2 separate regions of the Homo sapiens genome follow, and region 1 is linked to region 2. Evidence: read pairs that join two places in POLR2A ChIA-PET (ENCODE). Cell type or tissue: OCI-LY7. All regions are shown on one strand. Each heading gives the region's core, and the rest is flanking DNA. Links, peaks and the distances in the headings are about the cores only.

Region 1 (2,922 bases), core at 192-2,691, 78 kb before region 2:
AGGATTGCTTGAGGCTGGCAGTTTGACACCAGCCTAGGGAACATGGCGAGAGCCTGTCTCTACAAAAAATGAAAAGTGAAAATTAGGCTAATTTTGTACACCTGTAGTCCTAGCTACTCAGGAGGCTGAAGTGAGAGGATTGCTTGAGCCCAGGAGTTTGAGGCTGCAGTGTGGTATGATCATACTCCAGCCTGGGTGGTAGAGTGAGACCTTGTCTCTTAAAAAAAAAAAAATCTTCTAAAAAAGTGCAAAGTGCTCCTCCTTTGTGTTTACCTGCAGTGCATAGTGTTACACACATCTTTATAAGGGAACACCTGAGTAGGATTAGTGTGAGCAACAAGGCTGTTTACTTGGGTGCAAGTCGGCTGAGTCTGAGAAAGGAGTCAATGAAGGGTGGTGGGAGTGGAACTGGTTTTATAGGTTTGGGGTAGGAAGAGGAAAGTTACATTTAGGGGCAGTTTTTTTGGGCAGGGGAAGAATGTCATAAGATGCATAGTCATGAGGTAGGGGGAGGTCACAAGGCACCGTATCACAAGGTCGATTGATTAGTTAGGGTAGGGCAGGAACATATGACAATGGTGGAATGTTGCAAATTTGGTTAATCAGTTAAGGCAGGAACTAGCTGTTTCTTCTTCTTTAGTGGTTCTCTTGTTGCTCCAGGCTTTGTGACTCCAGGAGGCCTGTATGTGTGGGTCACAGGGGTCACAATGGCTTGACCATGGTGTAGCCCATTCAGAGGACCTTACATGTAGAGAACCTTACTTTTTTAAGAATTAACTTTAAGGTGGTATTGAAGCAGAAGACATAAAAAGAAAAACAAGTTTTCCTGTACTAGGCTGACTCACTCAAAGGCCCAGCAATGGGCAGGGCTCTGTTGGGACTTTGATAGCACTATCTACAGAGGCAGGGCCCAGAAGGGATGGGATCCAGAGCCTCTCCCTCCCATCCCAGAGCAGGGATGAAGAAAACAAGTTTTTCTTTCAGCTTCCCCCTTCAGATTCTTCCCCCTTACCGTTGTTCCTTGTTCTGTTCTCATAATTATTTTTGCAAGTTTTGTAAGTTCCTGTTTTTCCCTTCTGTGCAGCACGGCAAGGTCACAAGATAAGTTTGAGTTCTAAAACCTATCACTGTTTGACAAACTGCCTTTGTTCTGCTTCTGTAAGCTCGCTTGCCTGCTCTACAGGTTTCGCGCCATCAAACCGGCCAACCCCATTTCAGATGCATGTATAAAAGTCAAGCCCTGTCTTTGCTCAGGGCTCAGCCTTTGGATGTTAATCCACTGGGCTGGTGCTCACCTAATAAAATCCTCATGTCCCACCCATTGGTCTCTCCTGTCCCTTGATTCCTGCAACAGTGTAACTTATAATAAAATTCCCCTATTTTGGCTGGGCACAGTGGCTCATGCCTGTAATCCCAGCACTTTGGGAGGCTGAGGTGAGTAGGTCACCTGGGGTCAGGAGTTTGAAACCAGCCTGGCCAACATGGTGAAACCCCATCTCTGCTAACATACAAAAATTAGCCAAGTGTGGTGGCAGGCACCTGTAATCCCAGCTACTTGGGAGGCTGAGGCACAAGAATGGTTTGAACCTGGGAGGCGGAGGTTACAGTGAGCCAAGATAATGCCACTACACTCCAGACTGGGCAACCGAGCAACACTCTGTCACAAAAAAAAAAAAAAAAAAAAAAAAAAACCTATTTTAAAAAGTATACAGGTCAGGTGTGGTGGCTTACACCTGGAATCCCAGCACTTTGGGATGCCAAGGCAGGTGGATCACTTGAGGTCAGGAGTTCAAGACCAGACTGGCCCACATGGTAAAACCCCATCTCTACTAAAAATTACCAAAAAAATATTAGCCAGGCATGGTGGTGCATGCTTGTAGTCCCAGCTACTTGGGAGGCTGAGACAGGAGAATTGCTTGAACCTGGGAGGTAGAGGTTTCAGTGAGCTGAGATCACACCACTGCACTCCAGCCTGAGCAACAGAATGACACTCTGTCTCAAAAAAAACAAAAGTGTACCATTTCGTGGGTTTGACAAATGTGTACACCTGTGTAATAGCCACCACAATCAAGATACAGACTATTTCTATTACCCCAGAAAGTTATCTCAGGCCCTATAGGAAATGTCTTATGTCTTTTTTTAAAAATTCTTTTTTTTTCTATTCTTTTTTTCACTCTTGTTGCACTGGCTGGAGTACAATGGCTCAAAGTTGACTCACCGAAACCTCCGCCTCCCGGGTTCAAGTGATCTCCTGCCTCAGCCTCCCAAGTAGCTGGGATTACAGACATGTTCCACCACACCCAGCTAATTATTTTTAGCTCTGTTGCCCAGGCTGGAGTGCAGTGAAGCAATCTCGGCTCACTGCAACCTCTGCCTCCTGGGTTCAAGCGATTCTCCTGTCTCAGCCTCCTGAGTAGCTGGGATTCCAGTCACCCACCACCACACCCAGCTAATATTTGTATTTTTAGTAGCCATGGGGTTTCTCCATGTTGGCCAGGCTGGTCTCAAACTCCTGACCTCAGGTGATCCGCCTAACTTGGCCTCCCAAAGTGCTGGGATTATAGGCATGAGCCACCACACCCAGAGATAACATCACTATTATAGTGCCTAAGATTGTAAATGTTTTTCATACTTTTGCATTCTGACAATCAATTGACCCTACCTGGACCTGTGACTCATGACTCAACCAGTCCTGTGGCCCTCAGCCAGAGGCAGACTGAGTGCAAGAGGACCGTTTTTCATACCGCTATGATTTCATCGCCCACCAATCAACAACACCCATTCCCTAGCCCCGCTGCCCACCAAATTATCCATTAAAACACAACCTCTGAGTTCTCAGGAAGGCTGATTTGACTCATAATCTCTGGGCTGCATTCCCAGATGGTTAAGGCATTCTAAGTCACAGGATGAGACAGGAGCTCA
Region 2 (2,922 bases), core at 228-2,727:
CTCACATACAATTAGCTTTAAATCAAAAGCAGTAAAGAAAGACAAACATGATCATTATTTAATGATAAAGGGATCAATTCAACAAGAGGATATAACAATCCTAAATATGCATGCACTGAACACTGGGCCACCCAGATTCATTAAATATTACTATAGTTAAAGAAAGAGATAGATAGCTGAACAATAATGGTAGGGAACAACACCACACTCATACTAGACAGAAATTGATAATCTGGTCCTAAAATTTATATGGAAATTCAAGGGACCCACAATAGCCAAAACAGTCTTCTCCAAGAATAACAAAGTTGGAGGACTTAACACATCCTGAATTCCAAACTTCTCACAAATGACAGTAATCAAGATAATGTGGTACAGACCTATACACAAATGGAATAGAATCGTGAACCCAGAAATACACCTTCTCATTTAAAGTCAATTTGTTTTTTATGAGGGTGTCATAAAAAAGGTAAGTAATGGTGTTTTAAAATTGTGCTGGAACAATTGGATGTCCACGTCGGTCGTGGAGACCCTAACCCAGTGGCACTAGAGGAATTAAAGACACACACACAGAAATATAGAGTGCGGAGTGGGAATCAGGGGGCTGACAGCCTTCAAAGCTGAAAGCCACAAACAGAGTTTTACCCACATATTCATTGACAGCAAGCCAGTGGTAAGCATTGTTTCTATAGAGTATAGATTAACTAAAATGGGAAACAAAGGGATGGGCTCTGGCTAGTTATCTGCAGCAGGTATATGTCCTTAAGGCACAGACACTCATGCTATTGTTTGTGGTTCAGGAACGCCTTAAGCGGTTTTCCACCCCAGGTGGGCCAGGTGTTCCTTGCCCTCATTCTGGTAAACCAACAACCTTCAGCGTGGGCATCATAGCTATCACAAGCATGTCACACTGCTGCAGAGATTTTGTTTATGGCCAGTTTTGGGGCCTGTTGATGGCCAGATTTGGGGGCCTGTTCCCAACATGTCCCCCTTTTTTGTTTTTGCAAGACGATAGAAGCAAAGGCGGCTTTATCACGGTGAGCTACTTCTTGCAGGAGTCAGGATCCACATCTGCAGACTATACAAAGACAACACAGATTAAAAGTGCAATCATCATTGAAATCACAGAGCCTCCAAGTGTTTTTATCCATTTTAATGGGTTAATAGCTGCTAATCTGTCTGCAGCTCCTTCAAGCACTCCAGTTCCTGGCATTAAGGTCAGGTGTGCCTGGGATGCTTTAAATATTTGTTCTTTTAATTTTGCAATGTCCAACGACAAGTTTGTAGAGTGCCCTTCTAGATGCTTTTTTATTCTGTCCCAAATTTTGATCTTATTAAGAGCCGTTAATAGTTTCCACAAATCCTTATGTTTAGCTCCTAGAGCGGGCCATATCATTTGAGGTTGAGGTGCCACTATACTGCCGTGTTTCCAGATAATAGGAACTCTTGCCATACTTCTTACCATTTCTACCATCTGACCGTTTTGTTCAGACCAACTGAACATAGTGTGGCCATGGCACGCAGACTGAGAGGTACAATTTGTGCTAAACATCCCCTTAGGGGACCAATCAATAATGATTCCATGGGAATCGTTGCGCAGCACCTCTGCCTGTTCTGCAGTGCAATCTTCCCAAACAAGTACGTTCATTTTTTCGGGCCAGGTCCAATTCTGTTTACAAACAGGTTTTTGATGGCAGTATGCCTCAATTATAGGAGCAGATTTATTATGGTAAATAGTGAGACCAGAAAGCATGTGTAACTGTGTCATAGAATGATTACATCCAGGCATTATTGCCAGCCAAGATTGATAGTGAGGGGGTAGGCAACTGGTGACCTTTCCCAAACAGATAGGTGAATGTTCAAATCCTAAAGAAATATTCCTAACAGTTCCTTCCTCATGTGGGTGAGACGGGCCTCTATTATCTGTAGGACCGAGCATCCAAGAGCTATCATTAGTGTATACCTCCACTGGGGGGTCCAGCCAAGTTACAGGCCATAGAAGTGGTGGAAAAGGTAAATATACCCAATAAGTATAATTGTTCTCTGTGTCAGCCCTTGCTAAAGGAATACTCATGGCAATGGTGATCACTGCTATCATAGCTATCATTAAATTACTCATTGTGATTGGTTGTTCCGCTTTCCTCAGGTTTTCTTCCGCCGTCTGTGACAGCTTCTTGATCTGTCCCCAGGTAGGTGGCTGCATTCGACAGGTGTTGCTCGTGACAGTTGGGGTCCTCCTCAGTGTCAGTCTCAACATGGCTGCAACTGGTGTGTGTTTGGAATCCTCCCAAAACCTCTTCCGGAGTATCTGGCTCATAGTAAGGCTTTAGGTATCTCAGTGGCACCCAAATTGGCTGTTGATTCAGTCCTGGCAAAACACAAGCATAACCTCTACCCCAAATTATTATTTTACCTGTTTCCCAATTTTTGTTATTGCATCTCTCCACCAAACCAGTTGTTCTGCTTCTGCCTTTGCAGCTGGTTTCTGTAGATGCTGTTCAGCTGCTGATAGCATCTGGCCTTTAGGCAGGCTCAAAAAATGTAAAGTCAGTAATGCTAGATTCAGTTGCATATTCATGATGTCCTGTAGTCTCTGTTTCCCTCCTTTTGCTTTTGCAACGGCTGTTTCGGGGAGAGATTCATTCATTCCACAATGGGTTGTCCTTGAGAATTACATGGGATGCCAGTAATGTGTTTAATATTCCATACAGAGAAAAATGTAGCTAGAGCTTGGTTAGTATATATAGCCTGGGGCATTGTCCATTTTAATAGATGCTGGAATGCCCATCACCGCAAAATACTGCAAAAGATGATGTTTAACACAGGCAGAAGACTGTCCTGATTGGCATGTAGCCCAGACAAAATGAGAAAAGGTATCTACACATACATGAACATAAGCTAGTCTCCCAAACGAGGGAACATGGG

The links. Peaks named below come from ENCODE experiments on the same cell type or tissue, not always from the same donor. Only the 100,000 strongest peaks of a DNase experiment are listed, where the experiment ranks them.
Region 1: POLR2A ChIA-PET joins it to region 2 with 5 read pairs; 4 of 35 experiments call an interaction of 5 or more read pairs at or near these places.

What each region holds. Positions count from the first base shown.
Region 1 is chr16:10,339,359-10,342,280 of GRCh38, forward strand. No RefSeq gene overlaps it. Among named protein-coding and RNA genes, the nearest start is that of ATF7IP2, 45 kb to the right of the region's middle. In OCI-LY7, for the core only: no CTCF peak of the experiment used is centred there; a DNase peak (open chromatin) is centred at 1,283.
Region 2 is chr16:10,417,438-10,420,359 of GRCh38, forward strand. ATF7IP2 (activating transcription factor 7 interacting protein 2) reads left to right here. Exons shown (of 14, transcript NM_001393719.1): 3 at 2,144-2,186. Among named protein-coding and RNA genes, the nearest start is that of ATF7IP2, 33 kb to the left of the region's middle. In OCI-LY7, for the core only: no CTCF peak of the experiment used is centred there; no DNase peak of the experiment used is centred there.